Regions from separate parts of the Mus musculus genome. Here regions 1, 2, 3, 4, 5 and 7 are each linked to region 6. Evidence: chromatin loops called from intact Hi-C (ENCODE). Cell type or tissue: heart. All regions are shown on one strand. Region 1 overlaps Mapkapk2 (MAP kinase-activated protein kinase 2). Region 2 overlaps Gm28856 (predicted gene 28856). Region 3 has its middle 16 kb from the start of Gm41952. Region 4 overlaps Gm28856 (predicted gene 28856). Region 5 overlaps Fcmr (Fc fragment of IgM receptor). Region 6 overlaps Gm16083 (a long non-coding RNA gene). Region 7 overlaps Ikbke (inhibitor of kappaB kinase epsilon).

Region 1 (4,000 bases), 510 kb before region 6:
GACCTGATCCTGAACCCTGCATGCCTTTCAGGCCTCCTTGGCCTGTGTACCTTAGTTTGGAACACACATCTTTCGACCTTTTCTGCAAGAGCATTTCAGAGACACCATATAGGGCTGAGTCAAGGCACAGAATTGGTTCGAGGCTTAGCATGGGTATCATGGATTTCAGTTCCTTCCAGGTACACCTTCTCTCAATGCTGTGGTTTTTTTCTTTGTAGGAAAGTCCATCCCCCAGAGCGAAGGTCCTGAGCCCTTTGTTCTCCAGTGTCCTCTCTGCACTGTGGGAATGAGACCTTTCCCATGTGACCCTCCTGGCTGCCCAGCTCTTCCTCAGCTGGGGTGTGCTAGCAGCTTCCTGTCACCTCTCTGCCTGGATGGCTCAGGCCACCTCTCTTGTCTGTCTTTACTTAGCCATGTACTTGAGATCCGTGCATTCTTGCTTTTTCTCTCCAGTGTTCTGTATGCTACACTTGTCTACAAGTGTCTGTGGCACCTCATGGCCCCGCTCTTTGATGTTAACCCGCCCGCCTGCCTGCTATGAAGGCCTTCCATAGCTTCAATTAGTATTCATAACCAGTGAAGGTCTGATAACACTGGGTATACAGGAGGCCCTATCTCAAACAAAACCCCACTAAAACCTCTATACGTATTGTAAAAATCAAGGCTTCTCATAGTTATCCCTAATCTGCCCAACCTAGCCAAGTTTCTAGAGGATAAAACCTAATGAAGTTCATCTCAGTTACTTGTTTTCCTGTAAAATTTTAGTTTTCTCTAAGGATTGAGATTTTCCTAGTCTTTATCCAGTTGACTTCACCTGGAGGAGAGAGGCCTGCCTGCAGCAAGTGCATGCACCCACCTGTCCCACTGTGGAGGTGCAGGGGGGACACAGTTTAGATAGTAAGGCAGTTGCCACACTCCAGAAATTTTCCCTGGAGGAGAGAGCTTGAAAATACATTTACTACTAGGTGAAGGAAGAGAGAGGAGGGATTTGATTAAAGAAATCAAACTTTATTTCACCTGTGGAGAGAAGGCATCAGTATGGAAAGTGTTGGTTTTAGCTTAAGAGAAGAGAACCTTATGTAGAGCTTCTTTGTTTTTGTTGCGTTTATAAGCTGGTCTCTCTATAGTCCAGGCTGGCCTTGGACTTGCTATATTGCCCAGGCTGGCAGAGAACTCCTCCTGCCGGGCCACAAGTGCTGGGAGTATGGGTGTGGCACTACTGGACATGTATTTGCCAGGAAGGATGACCCCACTTCAGCTGGAACTGTTGAGTATGCTGGCCCTAACACTCCTGTCTGTGAGGTGGAACCTGACCCTCCCAGTGCCATGGACGAACCCCGGCTGTGGATAGCAGTGATCCTAAGACAGCTGTGTTCTTGGATCCCAAACCCAGTGTGCAGTCTACGGATCAACTTTCCTCAGAACGCTTGCCTGCACTGTCTGTTGTCTTTACGATTTTGTCTACTTTGGCATCGTGGCCTGAACGTGGGGCCCAACAGCTCCCCAGGGTGTTCATCTCTGATATCTATCTCCTGCCCTCGGATGTGGAGGCAGAGTGAGGGTGTGGGTTCCCCCATGGGATTCTTTTTACTTTTGTTCTGTACTGTGGTGGAGAATGGAAGAGAGACTTGAATTATGAATCTTTCCAGTGCCTGCCTCCGGTGGGTATCTGTCCTGCTGCACTAGCCTGGCATTTCCGATTGTCAGTCTGTTTTGGTTTTGATGTTCAGTGCCATGCGTGGTCTACAGTAGAAGTTCAGTCACTACTTGATTATGTGCACATGGAATTGGCCAGTGTCTCTTTCTGTTCCTCCTACAACATGGGAAAATAAAAATGCACACCCCGTGACCCCCACCCCCCACCCCAACCCCATACAAGCTTGTGCCATGCTCTCATTTGACCACAAGGTGGCAGTGTGACACAAAGCACATGGGAGATAGCTGTCTTCTTTGTGGGTTTCTGCTTGAGAAGTTGCCTCTTTGAAGCCACTTTGAGAAGTTTCAGCCTCTGACAGTTTCTTAGACTCTGAGTGATAGGGTGGAAAGACTTGGAATTTGTCTGTCAGGCCTGATGCAGGCTGTGGCTGTCATCCTAGGAGTTTAGCCTTGGGCAGGCTACTCTCTGAAATGGGTCAACGTGACTATAGCCTGAAAGCACATTAGTGTTATTGGTGGGGATTCCGAGCTTGTCTCTGGCTGTCTGACCCCACTTCCCAGACCTCAGCTCTCTTCTTGGTCTCCCTGCTTGTCCACATTGGCCTCATTCTAGTCAGTGCCCAGTCTCCACCTTATCGAAGGCCCCCCGCGCCTGCCTGCTGCCTGCTTGTCCGTCTGCTCTCTGGCCTGTTTCCCTGCCAGCTCAGACTGCAGAATGTCCAGAGCTGTTGGAGAGTGTGATGTATGGGTAGATCTGTTCAGGTCTTTGTCTTACAGATTTTGGCTTCTGTGCCCTGCATTGAGCAGGCATTCTAGTAAAAATGATAGCTGTTCCTACTGAGCACAGTTTAACCCTCATAGCATAGCTGTGAGCAAAAGTGGCTACTCCACTGTACAAAGCAGAGGTCTGTTAGGATGCCTTTGGTTCTAACAATGGAATTCTCCTAAAAGAGTTTAAACAATCAGGAACATTTTCCATTTATTTATTTGTTTTGCTTTGGAAGCAGGGTCACACTCCCTGGTTTCATTGAGGAGCCACAGTCGGCCCTGAATCCCCACTTTCTTGCCTTGTCTCCTGGTTGTGCCTGGCAGGAAACAGGCTGCTTGGTGATGTCCCAGGGATCCTGGGAGCTGCTGTCTCTCACTGGCTTCTCACTGCTCTGTGGCCAGACCCTTTACTGGGACCATGGTGACAGCATGCTCCTAGCTGCCAGGTGCTGGAGACAGTGTTGGTCCTGTGCTCTTTCTGTGATTGTCTCTCAGTAAATTGCCATCAAAGTTCTTCTGGGCCATTTGGACATTAGGCTTGTTCTTAAGCTAGTCAGTAGCTAAAGGGCGGAAACAAGTAGCTGGCTTAGACTGACCAGAATCCGGCCTTTTAAGGCTGATGAGGGTCCAGCTTGACTTCATGCTCCTGGACACCCAGTCCCAGGAGCAAGAAGGGACATGAGTGTGGCTCAAGGCTGCAACTCTGGCAAGCAGCAGGGTCCCAATCAGCATCGGGCTGACTCCAGAGACCACCGGGCTGAGTCTGCTATAGGTTTGAAGTTTCTGTCCCTGAGGATTCTGGAGTCGCTCCCTTTCTTGTCCTTGAAGTGGTTCCTTTTGTTCTGACTCCGTGGGACACTGTCCTCCAATACTTAACTGCTGCCTCTCCTTCTGTAGACTTCATGCTCTTAGCTGATGGAATGAGAGTTGTCTCAGCTTCCTGTTCAGGCTCTGGAGAGTCAAGCTGAAGTGTTGTGTTGAGTGATTAGAGTCATCTTAGGGTCCTGGAAGGGGAGAGGTTGGGGAAGATGCTGTGAGAGTGACCTTGGGGGGGGGAGAGAGAAAGGAGAGAGAGAGAGAGAGAGAGAGAGAGAGAGAGAGAGAGAGAGAGAGAAAGAAAAAGAAAGAAAACATTTGTAGTGTTGGTGGGGCCAGCTGTTTCTCGTAGCCCTGTGTCACTCAGGAGGTGTTGGCCTTGCAGATGCTCCAGGACTGTCCGAAGGCGCGCAGAGAGGTGGAGCTGCACTGGAGGGCCTCCCAGTGCCCACACATTGTGCACATCGTGGATGTCTATGAGAACCTGTATGCCGGGAGGAAGTGCCTGCTGATTGTCATGGAGTGGTAAGTAGCCTGCAGGGTTCTGACCATCCTATCCCCATGCCATGATGAGGTGCCTCTGCCTCTGCAGACAGCCCACTATGGATCTTGAAGCTTGGGATATCAGCATCTGGCTTCCTTTGGGGGCAGTGGAATGCGTGGGGGTGGGGTGACATGCTGGTTGACAGATCTTTCACTGTACCTTTTTTTTTTTTTTTTTTTCCTTTCAGTCTCGATGGTGGAGAGCTCTTTAGTCGAA
Region 2 (4,000 bases), 240 kb before region 6:
TCTTTGGATTGTAGCATGGTTATCCTGTACTTCATGACTAATATCCACTTAAAAGTGAGTTCATACCATGCATGCCTTTCTGGGTCTGGGTTACACCCACTCATAATATTTTCTAGTCCCATCCATTTGCCTGAAATTTTTATGATATCCTTGTTTTTAATAGCTGAGTAGTATTCCACTGTGTAAATGTATCACATTTTCTTTGTCCATTCTTTGGTTAAGGGACATCTGGGTTGTATCCAGTTTCTGACTATTATGAATAAAACTCCTATGAACATAGTTGAGCGAGTGTCCTTATGGGATGGTAGAGCATCTTTTGGGTATATGCCCAGGGGTGGTATAGCTGGGTCTTGAGGTAGAACTACTCCCAATTTTCTTCAGGAATAGCCAATAAGTAACTGATCCAACGTGAGACCCACTGTGTGGAAGAAAGCCAAGCCCTGACACTACTGATGATACTGTGCTATGCTTGCAGACAGGAGCCTAGCTAGCACAGCTGCCATCTGAGAGGCTTCATTTAGCTGCAGATGGAAATAGATGCAGAGATCCAGAGCCAAACATTAGGTAGGGCTCAGGGAGTCTTGTGGAAGAGTCCAGGGAAAGACTGAGGAGTCGGAGGGGTTAAGGACAACGTAAGAAGACCTATAGAGCGAACTAACCTGGGCCCATGGGAGCTCACAGAGATTGAACCACCAACCAAAGAGCACAAATTGGCTGGACCTAGATCCTCTATACATATGTATACATATGGTTGTGTTGTTGATTTTCCTCCTGCCTTGTCTTGTAGGACAGCTTTCCTGATTTTTGTTTTATAAGGATAGAGCCTCCCTGCAGTATCACTCTTAAGAAACTCGGTTTGTATCCAAACCAACTCCCAGAGACAGCTAAGCAGAGGACAGGAGCAAGCTGCTGTTACAAAATAGGTTTCATGATGGTGCCCACTCACGTTCTAGCACCTGAGTAATGGAAGCGAGAATGTTAGGGGATCTAAAGCAGTGACACACTGTCTTAAGTATAAAAATAATAGCTTCACAGTTGTATACTCTGAATATACCAAAAGCCAGAGAAAAGTTTACCTACCTCTCTGTTATTTAAAGACACATGGTCTGAGCACTCAAGGCCTATTTGTCCTCCATATTTTCCCACAAAATTGGAACAACCTGCGTTGTTGCTCTCAGGTTTCCCACAGAACACAGATGGTTGCGCTCCCTCCTTCAGGGCGTGCTCTGGGACCAGCTATCTCTCTACAGCATCTCCAGTCTCCTGGGGGAAATAACAACACTTTCCAGCAGCATCAAAAGAAGTATTGACATCCCGATGAAGACAGTGGGAAACAATACAAAGAATAAATGACTGTTGAATACCCACCTATAAATGGGATGTCTGTGTCAACCGCCACTCCTCAAGGCTCAGGAACCATCATGGAAGTGGGAAAGAAAAGAATGTAAGAGCCAGGGGATGGGGAGACACGCTATGGAATGGTGTCTTCTGTGTGTGACACGGCCATTGCCTTCACTGCAGCTATAGTTGCCCACACAAGATGGGGGAACATGGTCAATGAACATTCCAGCAGACAGCACTGATTGGAGGACACAGTGGTTACAAAGTCAAAAAGGGGGAGAACATGAGGGGGGAGAGAGATGATGATAAGTATACATGGTTACACATATATGAAACCATATAATAAGAGATATTATTTTTAAAAAAAGAAAAAGAAACAAGTTGAGAAAAGAGATTAATGTGAGGGGAAGGGACAAGAGAGATAAGAATAATATGATAAATATAATAAAAATCCCATGGCAAAATTTTAAAAGGGTCTACTTATTTTATAGAGTTCCTTTTCTCTTTTCTTTTCTTTCTTTTCCTTTCCTTTCCTTTTCCTTTTTCCTTTTTCCTTTTTCCTTCTTTTTCCTTTTTCCTCTCCTCTCCTCCCCTCTCCTCCCTTCCCCTCCCCTCCCCTTCCCTTCCCTTTCCTTTCCTTTTCTTTTTTCCTTCCTTCCTTCCTTGCTTTCCATTTCTTTTATTTTATTTTATTATTTATTTTATTATTTATTTATTTATTTATTTGTTTATTTATTTTTGGAGAAGCTTTTTTTCATTGAGTTAAGGGAACTAACTTTACCTGTTACCTTCTGCATCACCTTGTAAGATGAGTTGCTTTGATCTGCTGGCTAAGTAACTTGTGTGGGCCACTAGGGGGAACCCAGCTGGCAGAAAGAATTTGGCAGCTCTGTTCCGTGAACAGAAAAGGCTGTTCGTTCTTCAGGCTACTTTTAGTTAGCATATAATCTGGTCATCAAGTCGTTGGCAACCTGGAACCCTTCTAGAGAATGTGCTTAGCTTAATTTAATTACAATTGGAAACAAGTAATTTTACAAAGTCCAGACAAATGAGTCACTGTTGTTTATTTTTACTTCATGTATTTGAGTGTTTTGTCTACATATATGTAAACATACCGTGTGAGCGCCTGTGTCTCCTGGACTCCAGGAAACGGTCTCAGATCCTTCTGGAACTGGAGTTACAGACAGCTGTAAACTGCCATGTGTATGCTGAGAACTGAACTCAGGTCCTCCAAATGATTGGTATGCATTTCTTTAATTTACATTTATTATTATTATTTTAATGGCAGATGCATTCCTAGTGCTGACAAAAGACAGAAGAGGGAGTTGGATCCCCTGGAACTGGAGTTACAGATGGTTGTGAAAGATCACATGGATTCTAGGAATGAAACCCAGGTCCTCTGGGAGATGACCTCTTAACCACTCTTAACCAATCTTAATCCAGTGCTCTTAACCACTGAGCTATCTCCCCAGCTCCTCATAATTATTTCAGTTGATCACTTAAGATTCTTAAGCCCTAATGTTGTGTGACTGTCATTTATTCACATTATGTCAAAAAAAAAATCCACATAACAGATCCGACAGCATCACCAAAGGCTCAGATTCTTCTTAAATCCTCAGCTTTAGACTGTTATTTATTTGTCGCCAGTATTATCACGGTACACAGATCAAAGCTGCAGCCTGTGACAGCTCTGTCTCTAGCCCTTATTGAATGTCCCGTAGTGCCTTTTACAGATTGAAAAATAGTCAAAGAATAGCTGAAAAACAGGCTCTAATTTTATGTGGTTTTTGTACCATGACTTAAATGATCACTGTTTTTATTGTGGGTCTTACACATGAAGTAAATGTAACTGTCTGCTTCTGCATTGTATGATGCTATATTTCACAAAGCACTCTGACAGGAGCCAGACGTGTGCACATCACCCCTCCCCATGCTGGGAGGCTGAGGATGGTGATCTCAAGCTTAAGGATGATATGAGACTCTATTCTAAAACAAAATAAAATCAATAACCGTGTCACCCCAAAAGCATCCTGTTAAACTGAGTGCATTGTTCAAATGAGATTTAAGGTTTTGCTCTGGAAATTGAATTGTTTATTCCCAAAAGTAATAGTAGAAATACTGTGAGCCTTAGTCTAATGACTTGAAGGCATAAACGATGAGGTCTTTTCCTTTTAGATGGAATCTTGCTACATATCCCAAGCTGACCTGGAGCTGATGGTTTAGTGCTAAGGTTACAGGTGTGCGCTGAGCTCACTTCGGTTTCCCAAATCCCAGCATGCACTGCGTGACGAGCTCCCTCTGTCAGTCTTTGAGATGCTGTGTAGTGATTCACGTTGCAGTGGAGACACTGCTGTCTGGTTCTCCTGACTCCTTTGTATTAAGTCCATGCAGATAGCAGTCCATGGGCAGTACCAACTGAATTCCACAGAATTATAAAATCAGGAAAGAAGTTGTATTTATCCTCAAAGCTGAGAAGTGTGAGCTTTTGGATAAGTATAGGTTTAAATATGGAAAGGATCAGCTGTCTAGTTTTATCTATCCAGCCTACTGAAAGGAGCAATATATTTGTAGATATTTAAGGAAGAGCCGAAGGTTCAATTCATTGATGCATGCTTTTGATGCTTCTAATAATAGATATTTACTATCTCTACACTCAAAA
Region 3 (4,000 bases), 430 kb before region 6:
CGTTGCAGAGTGGCAGTTGGCTACTGCTGGCCACCACACATACATAGGCAGTGAAGGTTCTTTTGCCAAGACAAGTTAACCAATCAGATGTGAGACACGTCTCTCCTAGGCCTATGTAAGCAGCACCAGTTCTGGGCTCAGGGTCTTTTTGCCTCTATAATCAAGCTCTTCCAATAAACGTGTGCAGAAGGATCCTGTTGCAGCGTCGTTCTTCCTGGCCAGTCGAGCGCGCGCAAGAGGTTAGATCCCTCCAGGAGAAACTGAAAATTTACACAAACTTTAAAATATATGGATAGAGTTTGATACATTTCTCAACATGTATACCCTACAGGCCATAGACTGAAGATCTGAGATATCGAGTTAGTTTGATATGTCAGTTGGTTGGGGCATTGTATGCCATTCTTAAAAATATTTTTGGAGTACCACTGAACATTATGAGTGTTTTATGAATTCTTTTGGTGTTCAAGTGCCCTGTGCTTCTGCCATTGACTTTTTCCTTTTTGCAGATATTATCCCCCACATTAACTGGCTCTTTTATTGTGCTTATCATGCCCTTGAATGTTGAAGAATCCTCACTCGGCCATTCATCTCATCTGGAGCTTTCTATTTAATCATGTGTGTTATGTGACTGTATGTGTGTGGGTATGCGCACATATGTACATATATGTGAACAAGTATATTTGTGCGTGAGGAATCCAAAAAGGAACATAGAAACCTTGAGCTGGAGTTACAGGCAGTTGTGACCCATCCAATGCTGGTGCTGAAATTGAACTTGGGTCTTTTGCAGGAGCAGTCCATTCTTAACCAATGACCCATCTCTCCAACCTCCTCATGTCGGCGCTTACTGGTAATTTTTTAAAGGTGTGTGTGCCTGTTCATGTAGGTCCTGGATTTCTGGCCCATCTACATCATTAGGATGTGTTTGAAAGTTAACTGTAGTCATTAACATCTGCACTTTTTCTCTAAAAGTTTCCTAGTAATGTCTTTTGTGGGTTCCTTTTACAGACTTAATGAAAGACACTCAATGTCTCAGCTGCAGGCAAATGTTCTCATTGTAGCTTTTTGAAACATGGGGTAGGTGACTGCACGTAGAAGTCATGGGAGTGACTGTGGGCATAGAAGACACAGATGTGGTCTCAGGAGTATTCTTCATCTCTTCCTGTGCTATCCCTGCTCAATAGCCAGCAACAATAAAGAGGAGTTCCAATAAGCTAACGAATCGTCATTTTTACAGCACCCCTTTTCTTCACGTGTGGTAAAGAATGGAGCTCACAACATACACTGGTAACTGAGGCATGGAACCCACCTCCCACCCTCCTCCCCCACCCCCCAGATCAGTTCACTCTGTGACACAGGAAGCCACTACAGGGGCTTGTTTGGTACCTTGAGACTGTGCTTTCACATGAAAGGAAGGATAACTCATGATCCCCCAATGCTATGTGTGATCTCATAGGTGCAAGTTTTTGTGATCTGGAACAATGGTGAGTCTGGGTGGTTCTGAGGTTGTGGGCCTACACTCTCTTGGCCTTGAGGCATCTCCTCGCTTTATCCTTAGAGGCAGATTCTGTTGGCTAACTGAATACAATATCCTCTGTCCAGCCTGCAACTAGGGCAGACTTTAAATTATGGTCTTCTCCTTCATCTAGTCTTTGAGAAAGTCTGCACTGATTGTCCATCCAGTTTTAGGAGAATCACCAGAGAAGGTTTATACAAAAGGTGGTAAAATACATGTTGCAAAGTCACCTGACCCTTGTATTTATTACAGTACTAGTCACAATAGCTAAAATGTGGAGACAGTACATTGGTCAAAGAATGTATAAACAAAATTTATACACACATATTTGTAGACATATATGTGTGTGCATATAATAGAATATTGAGTGCCTTGGGAAAAAGGGAACACTGTTAATTTGCTACAGAATTAATGGACCTGTAGAAGGGAATGCTAAACTTTTAAAAGTGGATAAAGAAAAGGTTTTGCAGGGTCTCTCAGTTATATATATGATACCAAGGATAAAATACACAGAGATAGAGAACGGGTTGGTAGGAAGTGGAGTCAAAGGTTATAAAGTAGCAGATATGTAGGAAGACCAAGCCTAGAGAGCTGATGTTCAACATGAGCTCAGGTGTTACTAAATAGGCATTTTGTTTAAGTAGATTTTAGCTATTTGTTACACAAAGTAACTGTATGAGATAATAGTCATGATAACCTAGCTCTCTATACAACCATATATATCTACCCAGCACACACTCCCCAAGTACCATGAGAAAATGAGGCCCCATAGCCACTAGATGGCACCATAGCAGTCCTTGTGCCTCAGATGAAATGGACTTCAAACAGGAACTGTCATAGTTGGGGGTTACATGGGGATGTTGGTGGGCTGAGGGTGGTAACAAAATATATTTCTACTAAGGGACTGTTGTTCAGCTACACTGCAGATGACAGGAACTGGTGGACGCAGCTGTAGCAGGCACAGAACCAACAATGAATGTCACATGCCTCTTACAGCAGCTTTACCTGGGCAGCTGCCTTCTGCAGAGTGGATTTTTCCCTAGCCCTATCCCAACCTTTTTCAGTTGCCACTGGCTTCATAATTCAGGTCAGATTGCAGTATCCTCTGAGGCTTGGGAAGCAGAAGCCAGAATGGGCTCAGGAGACAACAGCTTATACTCCAGTGAAGAGCAAGCCTGGGGAATGATGTGTGGGGTAGGGTGGAAGGAAGATCAGGGTGGATTTTCTTCACTAACACATTGAGAAGAGCGTTGCTGAAGGTATGCTTGCATCTTGGAAGAGTGCTGTGCCAGCTCTAAGCCAGGAATGATAGGGACACACACCTTTAGTGATCTGGGCTCTCTTATTTCCACAGGGATGATGGCAACCCCACATCGCAGATACTCAGTGCTATACCTTAGCTCTCAAGGGAACGAGACTAACCACAAACAATAGGAACTTGCCAAGTCCCATTGCTTTGAAACATTAGGATCTTGTTGGGATGAATTTATCATGTACACAGATGAATGAAAAAGATTGGCATCTTGGTTCCAGGACTCCGAAGAAAGTAGTCTGCACAGGTGAGAGTGTGGACTACAGAAGCTAACAGCTTCTGGGACAGGCAAGAGCCACAGAGCTTCTGAGGCAGCGCCATTTTCGGCTCCAGACATCCGGCCACCTTCCCAGCCAGAGGACAGGTGTCCGCCTGGCCCGGGAGCCATCTTGGTTCCGCCCACTCCATGGCACCCCAACATACCCGAAAGCTAGACCCAGATTTAAAAGCATATCTCATGATGATGGTAGAGGACATCAAGAAGGACTTAAATAACTCACTTAAAGAAATACAGGAGAACACTGTTAAACAGGTAGAAGACATTAAAGATGAAGCACAAAAATCCCTTAAAGACTTGCAGGAAAACACAACCAAACAGGTGATGGAATTGAATAAAACCATCCAAGACCTAAAAATGGAAGTAGACACAATAAAGAAAACCCAAAGTGAGGCAACACTGGAGATAGAAACCCTAGGAAAGAAATCTGGAACCATAGATGTGAGCATCAGCAACAGAATACAAGAGATGGAAGAGAGAATCTCAGGTGCAGAAGATTCCATAGAGAACATCAGCACAACAATCAAAGAAAATGCAAAATGCAAAAAGATCCTAACTCAAAACATCCAGGAAATCAAGGACACAATGAGAAGACCAAAACTACACATAATAGGAGTAGATGAGAATGACGATTTTCAACTCAAAGGGCCGGCTAATATCTTCAACAAAATAATAGAAGAAAACTTCCCAAATCTAAAGGAAGAGATGCCCATGAACATATAAGAAGCCTACAGAACTCCAAATAGACTGGACCAGAAAAGAAATTCCTCCTGACACATAATAATCAGAACAACAAATGCATTAAATAAAGATAGAATACTAAAAGCAGTAAGGGAAAAAGGTTAAGTAACATATAAAGGCAAGCTTATCAGAATTACACCAGATTTTTCACCAGAGA
Region 4 (4,000 bases), 230 kb before region 6:
GTGGCTCACAAATATTTGTAATTCCAGTTCCAGAGGATCCAACACCCTCATCTGACCTCACTGGCACTAGGTATTCATACTGTGTAGTGCATAGCCCTGGGGCTAATTATATTTGATGTTAATAACATTCCCCTGTGAGGGGCTGCGAACAAGGAAAGTGGCAACACTCAGGTGATTTCCTATAAACCTGCTTCCCACCTTAATTTGTAAAATAAAGGAGAGCTGATGATTGGGCAGATAAAGCGAAGGTGGAACAGAAGGTTGGGGGAGGGAGGAAGGAGAAAAGGGAAGGGGAGAGGACATAGAGGAGAAGGAAGAAGAAGAAAAGCAGAGCAGAAGCACATGGCCTGGAGAAACCACTAGTTCTAAGGGATCTCATAGATGGGGAAGATGGTAGTGTAGCAAGCGGTAGATCAGCCCAATCTAAGCTCACAGCGTGCATTCATATTAATTGTGTTGTGTTTTCATTTCTGGGGCTTGTTTGGGTTGGAGATTTACCACAACAATACCGCTAATAGATGTACACGTAAAGGAAACAGTTTTAAAGTTCAATAAACTTAGCCATCAGGAGAATGCAAATTAAAAGTGTTTGGAGATTTCCTCTAACCCCAGTCAGAATGGCTAAGATCAAATAAATAAATGAGAACACTTGCTTTGTTGGGAGTGGAGAAGGGGAACACTGATTCACTGTTGCTGAGAGTGCAACGAGGGGCAGCCACTATGGAAATCAGTGTGCATGTTCCTGAAAAACTAGAGATAGATGATTTACATGATAACTATGCCAATATTGGGAATATGCCCAATGAGCTCTGTTGTGGTAAATCTCCAACCCAAATAAGCCCAGGCAATGAAAACAACTCAATTAATATGAATACATGCTGTGCGCCTAGATTGGGCAGATCTACAACTACACTACCATCTTCCCCATACCCTTAGAACTTGCAGTTTCTCCAAGCCATGTGCTTCTGCTCCACTTTTCTTCTTCCTCCTCCTCTGCGTCCTCTCTCTCTCCCATTTTCTCCTTCTCTCTCCCAACCTTCCACTCCATGTTCCCTTTATCTGCCCAATCATCAGCTCTCTTTTATTTTACAAATTTAGGTGGGAAGCAGGTTTACAGGAAATCACCTGAGTGTTGACTCATTCCTTGTTCGCAGCCCTCACAGGAGAATAGAATTAACATCAAATATAATTAGCCCCAGGGCTATCTGCAACAGGCTCTGTTTCCTACAACAGAAATACTGTCTCATCCATGGTCTTTGCTCCTTGATTCACAATATCCAAGAAATGGAAACAGTCTGGAAATTCATTAACTTATGAATAGATAACAAAAAACACGGTGTTTACACAATGGGATATTATTAAGTTGTTAAGAAAATGAAATTCAAAAGAAAAATGAAATGATGACATTTTCAGCTAAAGGGATAGCACTGGAAATAATCAGCATTACATGCAGGAAACTAGACCCAGAAAGACAAACTCCACTGTTCTCTGTCCTATGCAGATGCTTGCTTGACTCTCGGTGTATGTTTAAACTGTAGGAAACTAGTAAGGGACCATGAGTGGGTTTTGAAGGGAGGGGAAGATATTCTGGTAGTTCAATGGGGGAGATAATGGAGCAGGAAGGGTTAAATGCAATGGGTAATCAGAAGGCAGAGTAGGGGGAAGGTGTATAGGGAAGAATAACTAACATTAACCACCTTTTAAAAAGTAATATGGAAACCTATTACTGTAGAAGCTTCTTAATTACATATACTTGTATGTATATTTAAGAATATATACATATATAGTATAATATAGTTTTATATAGTATATAAATATGTTTTATATATTATATACTGTATATAAGTACATTTATTTATATAGAAATAAAATATATACATATATAGTAGGAATTTAAATGGAATTACCCTAACAGGTTGGTGTTAAAAGGAACAGCGCCTCTCCATGGGCTATTCAAGTACTATAGTGCCCCCAAACATTTCAGGTTATTGTTGTTACCCTTAACTACCCTCCAGAACTTGATAGTATGACCCTCTTGCTGAGGTCGCCACAGACTTGAGTTATAGAACATGGAAAAATCATGCTGGTACCAACCTAGAAACTTCATCTTTCCTGGGTGGCTTTCATCTTGCCAGAGGGTGCTGTGCGTGTGACAAGGGGAGGAAAGACATCAAAAACTTAGATAATATCAAGCCACTGAAATTCCAAGGTGGCTGAGGGAGAGGGTCCTAAAGCCTGACCCCTAGCTGAGGAGCTGTTGGAAAGTGATTGCTGATGGGAGTGGGAGGGTCAGTTTTTATTTGTGGTGCAGTACCTGAGGGCTACCCATTCTCCAGTAGATGGCTCTAGACCTGTTCATTTATAGGCAGCACTCTGGATTCTGTGATTTCAAAACAAAGCACAAAAGCTATAAAATTGGGAGAGACTATTGGTGTTTAGGATAGGCAAAGATTTGGAGGGGAGAAAGTTGGGGGTGAATTTGATCTGTCTGTCTGTTTATCTAATCTATTTATCTGCACAATAATATATAGAGTATGTATGTATGGATGTATGTACATACGTAGTCTACATATTATGTATGTATATACATACAGACAATATATACATTATATCTGTTTATCTATTTATCTATCTACACACAATATGTAGCATGTATTTATATCATATTATATATACATTACATACACAATATATTATATATGGATAGATTAGATAGATAGATTTTGTGTGTGTATAATTTTCAAGTAAATAAATAAATTTATTTTCAATATATAGTTAGTTGAATATGGAGATGTAGACCTTGCAGGTAAGAGCACTGGCTATACTCTGAACCTATAGAAGAATGTAGAAACATTGTGTATAACAGAGAAAGATTGAAACTAACCCATCGATGTCTATCAAATATAGAATGTGTTTTATAAAATGCAGTATATATACAAAATGGATGCCAGCAGTCATAGACATCAAAATGAATGGATCTAAAAATACCCTGGGAGTTCTCTTGGGTTTCTGTTTGAGAGTGTGACATGGTTCAGTTACTTTGGAAACCAGTCTAGCAGGTTGACAGAAAGCCAAATGTAGATTCTCCATATGACCCAGTAAGACCAACAGCAGTAAAGCTTTCAACTATGTAAGAAATTCTCCATAAGTATTCACAGCAGCATTGTTTGTAATCACTCAAAAGCAGAAACAACTCAATTGTGTGGTAGGCGAAAATGGATAAATAGAAGTGCATTCTCACACACTGAATGGTGTTCAGCCACAGGAAGGAAGCACAGACACGGGTTTGGTGTAGACAGACGTCAAAAAACAGGTGAAGTCAAAGAAGCCAGACATGTTTTGTCAGATCCACTTACATGAATGGACAGCGGCATACTCTCAGGCACAGAGGGCAAACAGTGGCTATCCGAGACAGTCTGAGCGGCAATGGGAGTGACAGTAATAGCATTGCATAACTGTTTCTGTTTGTGCAGTGAAAATATTCTGGAATTGAATGATCCTTGAAAAAAACTTTTTAAATATACCAAAAAAAAAAATCATTGTGTTGTACACTTCTAAGGAGTGATTCTTTTGTTGCTGATGTACTAGTAAAATTTGTACTTGAAAATAAATATAGCTGGGCTTGAATAGTGCAGTCCTGAACGCTCAACTACTTGAGAAGCTGAGACAGGAGGATTTGAGGCCAGTTTGACCCATATCAAAATAAGAAAGAAAAGAGGACAGAGGGTATGGCTCAGTGACTGCACATTTGCAGAGCAGATGGAGGCTTCAGTGCCCGACACCACAAAGACAAAACAAAACCAGAGAAAGAAAGAAGACAAAGAGCAGCACCCCCAAAACAAGCATAATATTCAGGGGAGTGGGGAGTGATGCAGACAACAGAATAGGAAAAAATCTTTCCCAGAGATTCATCAAACAGATTAATATCCATTAATGCACAATAACTCAGAAAACCAATCACCCAGAGATCAAATAAGTCCATTAACAAGTAGTCAGATGA
Region 5 (4,000 bases), 330 kb before region 6:
ATCATCCCCAAAGAGATTTGTTTATGGGGTCAGGAGTCTTTGGTTCAAATTTAAGTTCCTCATTTTACTGGTTTTGTGCTCTTGAGCGAGTTTTAATTTCCCTGAGTCTTATTTTGTTATAAATGGGTATCAGAAATGGACTTTGGACTTTCACAAAACTGTTCTGACCAAAATCATAGGGGGTGGGAAGAATTGAAGACAGCCAGTCCATCGCAGGGTCTGATATGGCTTCTATTCCCACAGTTAGAAACCTTGGCATAGGCAGACCTGTATTAACCACACTTGGACATTGTGTGTCTTTATCACAGTTGACATGAAAGAAACATTTATTACGTGGATTTCTGAGATGGAAACTAAGAGTCCTAGTTTCATTGAAGCCACATAGATTTTATTGCCCCAGTTCCCTCACAGGATCCAAATGATAGCCTTTTTTCTCTTTTGTATTTGCTCAGGCAAATTGCTTGTGGGGTTTCACACACATTTGCTTTAATGCTGCCCCCTAGTGGTTCATTGAGGTCCGATATTTAGAACCAAGCTAAGCAATAGTAACATTTGTCACAAAGTGTTAGCAGCATTAAGAAGGAAAGAAAAAAAAAGTAAGAGTAATTTTAATGCTAATTGATTAGTAAATACTTTTAATTACTTTAAATTAATTAAACCCTTTTTCTCATTTAGTTATACATTACAACAGGCCTGAATGAATCTGTATGATAGAAAGACCTGAGTCTTTCTATAAGATCAGAACTAGGGAGTTGCAAAGAATACTACATGTGGGAAAACTCTGCTAACTAAGGTCAAAGTCCATCATGACTGGATAGCCTCTGGGCCTGGTGTAATATAAGAGACTCCCTTCATTAGTGGGGTTTCAAGGAGAAACCCCACTGACCTTACCTGGGGAATTCTAAACCCACACGTTTCTACCTGAGGAATGTCACGAAGCCTCAATGAGATTGCAGAATCAATTTTCTTTCTCCCGATAAATCTCGTTCAGCCAGAACCTGAGATTCCTAAAATGCTTCCCCATGCTAGTGAGGTATCCAGGTAAGCCCCCAGCCAATGACCTTTGCCTATTTTGGATTTTTCTACTTTCAGTCCCTCAAAACTTTATAAGCCTTGAATCACCCTAAATAAAGTTGATCTGCCTCCTGATAGCTGGTTCCAGTGTGGCTAGTCACTGTATGTACTCACAGGGCTTCCAAATCCCCTCCCATCTCGATGCCTCTGCTTCCACTGCCCTTGTGGACAGAATTGGCTGATGTCCACAAGGGCAGGGAGACCCACAACAACAAAGCATATTCTTTGATGATAAGACTAATGCATTTATACAGAACACTCAAAAGCAGAGCATTTCTCAGAGGGTTTCTGGAGACAAAGCTGAGAAGGATATAGGATGACTTCAGGGCTCTTAGTACACAGGCACTAAACATAGAAGCCCTTCTTACCTTTGCTCATGAAGTCTGGTGTGGTGGCTGTAGCTGGCCTCTAGGGGCCTGATTGCTTGCTGAGTGGAAGTCTTTGAGGCTGTGGTTGCTGGCAGGAGCGCTGGGGACTTGGTAGCTGACACAGAAAATGCTCTGTAAACTCTGGGATGTTGGGTTACTGAAGTGATGCTGGAGGGCTGGTGAACCGGAGGGGCCTCAGTCTTTGGAGTTGGCGTGGTAACTTCAAGAGGGAAGGGAAAGCTTACATCAGTGGGAGATATGCTGTGCTCTCCAGTCTCCAGGAGAAGTGGGTCTCCTCTTCCACCCACAATCACTTCTCCCCTTTTGCCCATACACACCACCTGTTTTTGTAGTCCTTGTGGCCACAAATGCCTTTATAGTGCTCTAACTACACAAAAAACTTTCATGCATGCATGCATACATACTTTAAATATTTTCTCCAGGATGCCTTCCCTGACCTCACAGGCTTACTGTCTTCTGGACATGGGGAGTACCTTGCTCTTCTGTGCTCATATATTCTTCCCAATTTCATCCCAGTCAGTCACACTCATGGATCTATGATCTGCCCAGTTACACTGTTTCTTTTGACCCCAGCAAGGCCTCCTAGTGCAGCAATGTTCAATTAACGTACCTAACTCACCAGTATATGTTAAGATGCATGGGAATGTTAGTAGATAATCATCTTTTAATTGCTAAATAGAGTTGTTAAAACCACTAATTACCAGCAGGTAGAAGACACCCCTGCAGGTAGCAGGAAACATACTGACCTCCAGTTGGCAAACGTCTGCCCAGTCTTGGTTTCTAGTCATTCAAATAGGACCTGGGGTTTGTGAATTGGGCACTTTGTTACTTGTATGCCACCTAGTGGTGGTATGTGACTCCTCCAACTAGGGCCTGGCCTCTTAGCTGTCAGATGAAGGTCCTTCCCAAGGAAAAAGCATGGGAAAGTCCCTTCAGCTTTGCTAACTGCCTTATGAATTGAACAAAACAAGTCTCCCTCTTCTCGCGCTCTTGACTTGATGAGCTCACCTTTGGCTATGACTCCAGAAGAGCTGGGATGTTCACTCCCGTGGAGCCAGGGCATCTGGTGCTGCAGAAATCTGTGCAACCATCTTGGCCGCTCAGAGGTCCATTCATCTTCCCAGAATGGTTCTGGGTATTCTATTGGAGGCAAGAGGGATTCGTTGGTGATCATCAGGGAAGAGATAAGACTGGAGGGTCCAGTAAGAGCTGACTCAGCCAAGGCCATGAGGAGATGAGAATAGTCCACAGAAACAACAAGAAAGGAACGGGTATAGAGTCTCCCTGAATGCTGGCCTTTCCCACCAGCATATCCAGCGCTCCCTATAAAGCCATTGGACTGTTGGGGGTTATACATTGCTGAAGCAGTCATGCACATGTTAGGATGTCATGGAAAAGTCAGAGTTAAGAAGAAATGTAGGACCCCACCGTATAGTAACACATTTGGCTCGATCATTGTTTCTTAGTCTTATCCACCCAAGACATAATAATCACACACATAATAATTACATAGGACATGCATGGTTCCTCTGATGGTTTCCTCATCCTCAAAACCTCCTCTGTCTAAGGTCTACCTCTCCATTCATGCCCTGGGTAGAATGGGCAACATACAACATCTATCTTACTCCTTTCATCTCCTGTGGCTAGAAGGTTCTAGGCTGTGGTGTCGGTCAACTGTGAAGTTAAGCTGTGTTGTTCTGTGTTAATACTGGGATGGCTAATATGGCAATAGTATGGGATGGTTACAGTTAGATGCTGGTCTCAGTTTTCTAAACACCTACCATTATGGACATTCAGGGTGATTTTCTGGGTCTTGCCTTTGTCTGTCTTCATGCCCACACCACAGGCATAGATTCCATCGTCATTTTCCGTCAGCTGTGTCATCTCCACTAGGAATAGCTTCTTATCCAAGCATGGCGTCAGGGTGACTCGCCTTTCATATTCCTTCTTGACAAAGGTGTTGGACACCACAGTGGAGCATATCCCAGGTTTGGCCATCTGCCGACACAGATACATCCTTACGTGTAGTTGAGGGAGTGGGCATTCGATGATAATGGATCCACCCCACTCTACATTCAGCTGTACTTCTGGGAGGACTCTCAGGGCCCCAGACACTGCGAAGAGAAGAAACTAATGCAGAAGAAGCCCCATTCTCAGATGTGTCTCTACTTCATCCATACCTCCCCCTCACACTTCTCTCCAAACCTATTGCCGACCCCAGACCACCCCCAAATTAACCCCCAGATCTAGCCATGCCCTGTCACCAGCCCAGCCTCAGCCCTACAGAGTTTTCTTCTGATTTATGCCCAGATCCTTCATTCTCATTCAGGCTTACTCTGTGCCCACCCCATGTCCTTAGCCTCAGCCTCATAATTAAACCCGAGCCTGTAAGGACCTAGACACAACTACAATGCCTACTCCAAAGAGAAATGAGATGCCAGGAATGACCCCCCCCCCCAGTGGCACATAACCCCCTGAGGGACTAAAGTCTGAGGGTGAGAAAGGTGACCCATTCTTACAGCAAATTGTCCTTCTGG
Region 6 (4,000 bases):
TGGCAGGCCTTGCCCTTCTCCCCTGTTCCCTCTGCCTTGCTAAAAACGGATAGATTACAGTCATAGCCACCAAGTTCTGTTTCCTTATTTGGCCACTTCCTCCTCCTGAGGCTGGAGGTCCAGCTATCAAAGAATTGAAGTCCACAGTCAAAAGCCCCCTTTGGCTCTCCTAATTAATGTGCCCAATAAAATATACCACATCCGCTCCATTAGTAGCCCATTCTAACACAGCCCTGCCCTTTTTGTTTTCTTTTTGTTTGTTTGCTTGCTTGTTTTTTTTTGTTTGTTTGGGGTTTGTTTGTTTGTTTGTTTGTTTGTTTCCAGACAGGGTTTCTCTGTATAGCCCTGGCTGTCCTGGAACTCACTTTGTAAACCAGGCTGGCCTTGAACTCAGAAATCCGACTGCCTCTGCCTCCTGATTGCTGGGATACGCCTGCAGGTCTTTTGTTGCTGCTTTTCTGCCTGAGTCAGAAAGCAGCCACTTTAACCCTCCCAGCGCCCCACCCCCCAACACTTAATAAAGGACTTCTCTGTGAAAACACAGGTGTTTGTGGTTTGTTTCTAATCCTGAGAAAGGGGAACCCCCTGCTGTGCATGGCCGATCTCCTAACCGATCCAGGTTCCCTTCCCAGCCCCTGGTGTCAGGTGGTTCCTAACTGCCAGTAACCCCAGCTTCAGGGATATGCGATGCTCTGGTCTCCACTTACTGTACACACGCCCACCAACCTACCTACCCACACCTATATATGAATAACTGACAACAAATCCAAATTCTTATTTTGAAATAGGAATTCAATGAAATGAGGGAAGAAGGAAAGGGAACAGTAAAGAAAACAGATGAAATACAAGGAAAAAAGAAGAGAGCAAAGTTTTGGAAAGAGAAAGCAGAAAGTTTCAAAATATTTTTAAAAACGAAAGACAAAAACAATAACTAGATTGTTTTAGTGCAAAATTAAGACAATTAAAAAAAAACACAAGACAGAGAAAGAAAGAAAGAAAGAAAGAAAGAAAGAAAGGAGAGAAAAGAAAAAAGAAAAGAAAAGAAGAGAAAGGAAGGAAGAAAGGATGGGCTGGAGAGATTGCTCAGCGGTTAAGAACATTGACTGCTCTTCCAGAGATCCTGAGTTCAATTCCCAGCAACCACATGGTGGCTAACAACCATCTGTGATGAGATTGGATGACCTCTTCTGGTGTGTCTGAAGACAGCTACAGTGAGTGTACTTATATATAATAAATATATAAATCGAGAGAGAGAGAGAGAGAGAGAGAGAGAGAGAGAGAGAGAGAGAAGAAAGAAAGAAAGAAAGAAAGAAAGAAAGAAAGAAAGAAAGAAAGAAAGAAAGAAAGAAAGAAAGAAAGAAAGAAAATCCAGTAAGGTAACTTCAAAAAGTTACAAAAGTATAGTAGAGACTAAAAGTGGAAACCAGGCACTAAAGGACTTCCCAGCAGAGAAAAGATACATAAACAAACTTAAATGGATGCGTGGCCTAGCAAAACGAAAGCACAGAAGGGCTGTAAGTACGTTAAAATGAAAATACTACCTAAAAAGCCGAAACATGGGAAGGGAAGAGAAAAACTTGACGTGTGAGAGAGGCACTTTTTGGGTTTGAAACCGGGCTACTGTTGTGCTATATCGCGAGGAGTGGGGTAAAGGAACTCAGGATTTCCCACGGTTTACACGGATGCCGAAGTTGTATGGGGCTTTTCGGTGTTACCTGGGGGAGGCGGGTGGGGGTCGGGGGTGGAAGGGAGGGCAAGCAACGCTTTAGTAGCGTCCATTCCTTGTGTTCTGGCGCACTCTGCTGGCCCAATTTAGCTTTGCAGACTGCAGCTCAATTTGTTCCTACCATACCTTTGTTTTCTATAAAGCACACTTCACCAAAACAGTAAACACAAGCCCTTAGACACAGCTTTCTATAAAATTCGATAGGACTTTCTAGAAGTCTTCCGGAGTATTCTCCATTCGGCTAAGGAGTACTACGAAGCCTGGTCAGTTAGTGGGTGGATGAGAACTGACAATCACCCCTCCACCTTGCACTCACACAGCTTGGCGCGCTCCATTGAGTTGTTGATGATTTGCATGTTGAGCCACAGGCTAAGGGTGAGGCAAGCGAGGTATTCGAAGTGGGCATCAAAACAAGGAAGGAAAGTAAAAATCCCCGGTAACCAAGATAAAGACAATTTTAGTGCACTGTTTCATCTGTTATCTTTTGACAATTTTGTACCTATAACCGTTCAGTTTCAATCCGTCATTACACTCTTATCCCACCACTGAGTCCTGTTTTGGAGCAAATCCACTCCTAGTTTGATATCTTTCTTTCTTTCTTTCTTTTTTTAAACACCATGTGAGTTTATGTTTGTTGGCATGAGTAGCGGGTTGTTTACTGGAAGGTGGGGAGTTGACCATTAGCACACCACTAAAGAAAGTAACTTCCTCCCCTGAGCAATGATTCGGCCTGCTGTCACCCAGGGTTCATAGAGCCTGAGCAGCCTTGCCCCACATGTGGGGAGATGGTGACAGTCAGATTCTTAGGTGGGTCCTGTGCAGGTGTCCACAATCCAGTGAACCAGTAAGAACGTAGCTGTGTGATCAGAAGACTCCCTTGCTAAGCATTCCTTCCCAGCCTCTGGTTACATTCTTGCTGCCCCCCTTCCACGATGCTCTCTGAGGCTTGGAGGTGGTGACACAGATGTCCTTTTTATTGCTGAGTATGTCCCAGTTGTCCGTTCACTTAATAGGTCTCTGTGTTAACCTCCACCCACAGGAAACATTTTCATAATGGATGCTGGGAACGGCCATAATCCACGTGGTTCATTGAGAAGTATGTAGAAAGCAACTTGATGCTCAATCCTTCTGCCGAACAACGGAACAACGGCAGGAGGCTCTGCCCAACCAAGTTCACTGTGCAGGCGTGGGTTTCCTGCTGGGGCTCAGGTTTCAAATCCAAAAAGTCTTTGTTACCCAGGTAATTGTTTTGTAATATTGAGTGGTGGGCATATCAGAAGCTGGGTAGGATTGTTGCTGGTTTTTCTCCACCAGCAGCTTCTAAGGCCCCTTCTAACACCATGAAAGCGAGCCAACACGGAGGAAGCTTCTAGCTCCCATTCAGCCTGCCTTCTCTACCTCCCACAACTCACACTTGAGTGTCTGGGGCAGTAAGGTCTTCTTGAGCTCTGATGAGCAACCAAGGCTACTGGCAGTAGCTTGTAATGTTTTGGGGTCCTTGGGGTTTCAGTGGCCAACAATTTATAAGAAGGTATCTTACACTTGGTAGTAATCCTTGGCTTCTGGGAAGAGTAAAGTCCACCTATGTGGTATTTCCACTTAACTTTTTAAAAATTACAATTTAAGTAAGACTTTCAAAATAGTAGAGACTTGGCATACATTCTTAGTATTGGTTAATACACACACACACACACACACACACTCACACACACACACTGCTGTCTTCTTTTGCCCATCTACCTATCACAACACAAAGTTCCTCCCTATTTACCTTTTGCTATCTCTCTCTCTGGGGGATCTTTACAAACACCAGAAGAGGCAAGGAAGTGGTCTGCACGAGCAAGAAGGGAATCTGGCTGAACACGACTTAGTTAGGCAGTGCTGGTTCACACTTCTAGAGTCTGACACCAGGCAGTTTATTTTAGCCATGTTTTAAGCACAGAACAACTTCAGAGGCAGGGGAAGTTTCCTGATGATAATTAACTCAATCCCTTCTGTACAGCAAAGCTTCAGACATGTTTACATTGAAATTCTTTACAAAATACGTATGACTTCTTCCATAAAGATGGCTTCTGTTGACTCAGAAACAAGGCTCAAGATAAGACTCTAAGGAAGATGACTTGGATAAACTTAACGCCCCTGGGAGTCAGGATTGACCTGGCCTAAGATAACTCTGTAGCCATCTCTCAGAAGGGTGAATAGAACCTATTGACTGAGAGACAATGCTCAAGACATAGGTAGAGAGAGTCTGGGATAAACATAGTCTGGAGGATT
Region 7 (4,000 bases), 710 kb before region 6:
GTGTGTACATGTGTGTGTGCACGTGTGTGTGTGTGTGTGTGTGTTTTGTGTGTGCATGAATGCATGTGTGTTTACATGTTGTGGAGGCCACAGACTGATGCTTGGCTTCTTCTTCAATTGCTCTGCACTTTATATCTTGAGGCAGAGTCTTCATACTTGAACCCAGAGTTCACCATTCTGACTAATGTAGCTAGCCAGCTTGTTTTGGGGATCTCCTGTCTTTACCTCTCTAGCACTGGGCTCATGGGTGGCCACAACACCTGCCCAACATTCCATGGGTGAGCTCTAGTGTCCACACATTGCAGTAACACTGCACTTACTGAGCCATCTTCCCAGCCCCTCTAGTATGTCTGTAGACCACCAAAAGAGCCAGTTCATCTGGGAATGAGGATCAGAAGGAATCCCCATTAGAGTTCCTGGACTAGGAGATTTCTTATGTTATTGCTAATGTCCACAAAGACCTTCTGGGCAAGGGCAACCCTTCATAGGCTTAGGAAGGAAACCAGCTTGTCTGAGTTGGATGAGGGTGGAGTAGTCAGGGTAAGGATTGAATGTGGGAAGGGGTGGGGACAAAGTTGGAGAAGCCTGGGAATAAAAGCCCCAGTTAGCTAGCGAGCTGACATATTAGAGCTCACGTCCTGTTCCACCCTATGCTCCAAACATTTCCATATCTGCCTCATTGCCTAAGGTTCTTCTGGCCCCAGGATAATCTATAAAGCACTGTCAGGAGAAATATAATATCTAGCCATATGTGCAATTTAAGCTTTCTCACAGCCAAATTAAAAAGAAAAAAATGGGCAAAAGTAATTTAATAAATTTTATTCAATTCAATACATCCTAATGTCATTTCAGCATATACTTAATATAAACAAAACCACTAAAGAGATATTTTATGCTCCTTTTCATGCTAAATTTTCAAAATCCCATGTGTAGTTTATATACTTTATATCTCTGTCTAGAAGATAAATGTTCAGTAAATGTGATATGCCTTAACACAATTAAAAAGCTCTATTTAGTGGAAAAATTTTACTTGCTTCAGTTTTCAATTCTACATTAATTGAGTACATTAAATTAAAAATCCAGGTCTTCAGTCACCATGGTCACCAGTGTCCTGTGGTCATTAATGAGGACATGGAGATCTTCAGAACATGTCATCTCTTTCCTTTGGGGCCTTCCCTGGGATCCTGGCCTCAGAGGGCATGGGAAAGGCACATCCCCCTGTCCTTGGAAGCGGCAGGATGTGGGACTCAGCCAAGGTGTTGTGCCCAGCTGGCCACTGCTGTGGCTTAGGAGTGTGAGGAAGTTCAGTTTACCTCCACGTCTGGAACACCATATTCTCGCCACCTAAGCTTTAAAGCCTCGCCTTGATGTTAGGCACCAACCTAAATAGGACTCCATAAGTCTTTGAATTATTTAGTGCTCATAAAACTCTATGCACTGCCGAGTGTGGTGGCACACACCTTTGATCCCAGCTTTCAAGAGGCAAAGACAGGTGGATATCTGTGATTTTGAGGCCAGCCTGGTCTACATAGTGAGTTCAAGGCCAGCCAGGGCTATGTAGAGAGACCCTGTCTCAAAAATGATCATCAACAATAATCCTCTCTGTGTCACAATTTTCCTCATTTTATAGTTTAGGAAACAGGCACAGAACAGCTAGTTAGTGCAATCATTCTGCGTCCAGCTTCTTTTAACCATCCCATTTCATAGCCTCAAGAGTGTCTATATGTACTGCTCTCACAGAGTATTTTATTAGAATGTGGACAGCCCCAGGTGCCAGGAGTGTTGCACGCTGCCATTCTGGAAGGCTGCTCCGCAGGCTCCAGGGCACTCCCCTGTGATCCGGATAGGCATCCATGTGTGCACACGACGGTTACCCGAGCCAACTCGCTTGTTCACAGCTGCCTGGTGCTAGGAGGTAGAGCTGGAGTGTGTTCAGGTTCCTCGGCCTTCGCTAGTGCAGGCCCAGGAAGAGGACCCCACTCCTGGGGTGGTGGGATGGGAAAGTGGAAGCGCAAACCAGAATCCTCTTAATCCGTGGCTCTCAACCTTCCTAACGCTACGACCCTTTAATACAGCCTCCCAGGTTGCAGTGACCCCAGACCATACGATTATTCTTGTTACCACTCCACGGGTGTAACTTTATGTGAATATCTGTGTTTTCCAACGGTCTTAGGCAACCCCCGTGAAAGGGCAGTCATCCCCAAAGGGGCTGAGACCCGCTGCTCTTAACCTTGGAGCTACTGCAACTTGGGAAACCAATTTCCTCAAAGCCCAGCAGGGGGCAGTCTCTCCTCGTTGCAAGAGCTTTAAGGTCGTCGGCAGTAGCCTCGATCTAGGCACGGGCACTTCTACCCAAAGCTGTTCCTTCTGAAAAAAGCTGCTGGGCAAAGAGGGACAGTTAGAAGGTGGTGGCCTACCTGTGAGAGACTCCAGGGATGGAGCCAACCAGCTGCCAGCTGGGGAGGGTGGAGGATGCAGGGCCGAAGCTACGCTAACATCTCACCCAGCGTTCCCACCTGCAACATCTCCCGTACACACACCCGCCCACCCAGCAAGATTCGCCTCGCTCTGGAGCCCCAAAGCATTTCTCCTCAGCTCCTTTTTACCAAAATTATATTCAGTCTTTTGTCCACAACAGCAGTGTTGTCATAGTTACTTGATGTTCCATTTCCTCATCCCCGCGGGCTCCCCTAGGCCTGAGATCCCATAAAATGGTCCCCACCCTAGGCTGTTCTTCATCTTTTTAACTTGGTTCCCGGACTAGTTGAGTGGTGACGCCATCCCCATCTGTTTCCTTCAGGGCTCAGCTACAATGAGGAGCAGATCCACAAGCTGGATAAGTGAGTGGTCCCCTTCCCATCAGGCAGGTGGGCAGGAGGGAGGAGCTCATCGGGATGGAGTGAATCTTTATTCTAGGTGGGAAATAGTGAAGCACTTACCCTTGGCCATGGCTGGGTGAAGGTCGTAACTATCCGAGCCTTGTTATATAGGGTCACAGCTGAGTCAGAGGTTTCTCACAATCAGCCTTGAAGTAACTGGCTTTATTCCCAGCATGAACAAGTTTATAGGATTTTTCTCTCTAATTATTCTCACTGATTGGTTCCTTCCCCCTCCCTGCTTTTGACCTTTTGACCATGGGCCTGCCTAGCATCTCATAGATACTGTTTCTTGGACACCCACATCTTCCATGAGGTCTCCCTGGTCTGGTGGCTATTTGGAGATTTTTTTTCCCTCCCAGAGCTATAGCACCTCTAACTCCTACATGCATACACAGACACACATGTGCACACACCTGTGCTCTCCAGGGCTCCGTGTCCTTATTTTCTCCCAGGGATCAAGTTGAGAGTGGATGTGTTCATTAACCATTGTATTGGCCTCCCCTGTCTCCTTATTGGTACACGTGGCTTTTTCTGGCCTCTGGGCTTTAGGACCCAAGTGTATGGTCATCCTCTCTTCCCTGAGATCTGCCCCTGCTTGGGGCAGAGGGGTGGTGGATGGGCTAAGTCTGCATGCAGGTGGCTCTGGCTGCTCACCCCGGTCCATGGGGTCTCTGTCCTTCCAGGGTAAATTTCAGTCATCTAGCCAAGAGGCTGCTGCAGGTGTTCCAGGAGGAGTGTGTGCAGACGTATCAGGTGTCGCTGGTCACACACGGCAAGCGGATGAGGTAAGCAGCCTAGCCCTTCCTCTCTCTGAACTCAAGGAGCCTGGGCTGGCCCAGGGTTTCCATACTACAGAGGACCTTGGGCTAGGCTGGCCCAGCCCTTCCAGACTGCAAAACATGGGCTCTGCTCAGTAAGAGAGGACCTAGTGAGAAGTATAGAAACGGTGGCCGGTCGAAATGCTGGGTGACTTCTACAAATGTGCTTTTTCAGTTCCCCAGTGTTCACACAGCCAGTGCTACCATCTCCTTTTTCAGATGAGAGGACCCAGGCTCAAAGTACTGGTCTCTCCTTAATGCCACAGAGCTAATAGGTAGCAGGCTTGGGGCTAGAACATAGGC

The links. Peaks named below come from ENCODE experiments on the same cell type or tissue, not always from the same donor. Only the 100,000 strongest peaks of a DNase experiment are listed, where the experiment ranks them.
Region 1: it touches region 6 in a loop (3-fold over the local background); 19 of 42 quality-filtered maps call a loop at or near these places.
Region 2: it touches region 6 in a loop (8-fold over the local background); 19 of 42 quality-filtered maps call a loop at or near these places.
Region 3: a loop joins it to region 6, with 23 times the contacts of the local background. A loop is called at or near these places in 10 of 42 quality-filtered maps.
Region 4: a loop joins it to region 6, with 4 times the contacts of the local background. A loop is called at or near these places in 18 of 42 quality-filtered maps.
Region 5: it touches region 6 in a loop (4-fold over the local background); 6 of 42 quality-filtered maps call a loop at or near these places.
Region 7: it touches region 6 in a loop (7-fold over the local background); 4 of 42 quality-filtered maps call a loop at or near these places.

Annotation. Positions count from the first base shown.
Region 1 is chr1:131,058,388-131,062,387 of GRCm38, reverse strand. It overlaps Mapkapk2 (MAP kinase-activated protein kinase 2), which reads left to right. Exons shown (of 10, transcript NM_008551.2): 2 at 3,626-3,765; 3 at 3,972-4,000. Among named protein-coding and RNA genes, the nearest start is that of Mapkapk2, 37 kb to the left of the region's middle. In heart, CTCF peaks have their summits at 1,691 and 1,913 (motif pointing right); DNase peaks (open chromatin) are centred at 321, 1,377, 1,897 and 2,777; H3K27ac peaks cover 2,204 bases.
Region 2 is chr1:130,782,515-130,786,514 of GRCm38, reverse strand. Gm28856 (predicted gene 28856) reads right to left here. Exons shown (of 4, transcript NR_151623.1): 4 at 2,082-4,000. It also overlaps a transcript of Fcamr not described here. Among named protein-coding and RNA genes, the nearest start is that of Fcamr, 16 kb to the left of the region's middle. In heart, a CTCF peak has its summit at 2,192 (motif pointing right); no DNase peak of the experiment used is centred here; H3K27me3 peaks cover 440 bases.
Region 3 is chr1:130,977,955-130,981,954 of GRCm38, reverse strand. No RefSeq gene overlaps it. Among named protein-coding and RNA genes, the nearest start is that of Gm41952, 16 kb to the right of the region's middle. In heart, a CTCF peak has its summit at 2,285 (motif pointing right); no DNase peak of the experiment used is centred here.
Region 4 is chr1:130,775,179-130,779,178 of GRCm38, reverse strand. The region is part of intron 2 of Gm28856 (predicted gene 28856); the gene reads right to left. Among named protein-coding and RNA genes, the nearest start is that of Gm28856, 11 kb to the right of the region's middle. In heart, a CTCF peak has its summit at 2,336 (motif pointing right); no DNase peak of the experiment used is centred here.
Region 5 is chr1:130,873,625-130,877,624 of GRCm38, reverse strand. It overlaps Fcmr (Fc fragment of IgM receptor), which reads right to left. Exons shown (of 8, transcript NM_026976.3): 2 at 3,245-3,577; 3 at 2,472-2,603; 4 at 1,443-1,662. Among named protein-coding and RNA genes, the nearest start is that of Fcmr, 9.8 kb to the right of the region's middle. In heart, CTCF peaks have their summits at 508 (motif pointing left) and 2,315 (motif pointing left); no DNase peak of the experiment used is centred here; H3K27me3 peaks cover 398 bases.
Region 6 is chr1:130,545,955-130,549,954 of GRCm38, reverse strand. The region is part of intron 2 of Gm16083 (a long non-coding RNA gene); the gene reads right to left. It also overlaps a transcript of Zp3r not described here. Among named protein-coding and RNA genes, the nearest start is that of Gm16083, 33 kb to the right of the region's middle. In heart, a CTCF peak has its summit at 1,815 (motif pointing left); a DNase peak (open chromatin) is centred at 1,764; H3K4me3 peaks cover 542 bases; H3K27ac peaks cover 505 bases.
Region 7 is chr1:131,258,846-131,262,845 of GRCm38, reverse strand. Ikbke (inhibitor of kappaB kinase epsilon) reads left to right here. Exons shown (of 22, transcript NM_019777.3): 17 at 2,801-2,840; 18 at 3,563-3,664. All of the region lies in intron 1 of Gm28913 (a long non-coding RNA gene), which reads right to left. Among named protein-coding and RNA genes, the nearest start is that of Gm51644, 15 kb to the left of the region's middle. In heart, a CTCF peak has its summit at 2,272 (motif pointing right); a DNase peak (open chromatin) is centred at 2,270; H3K27me3 peaks cover 2,053 bases.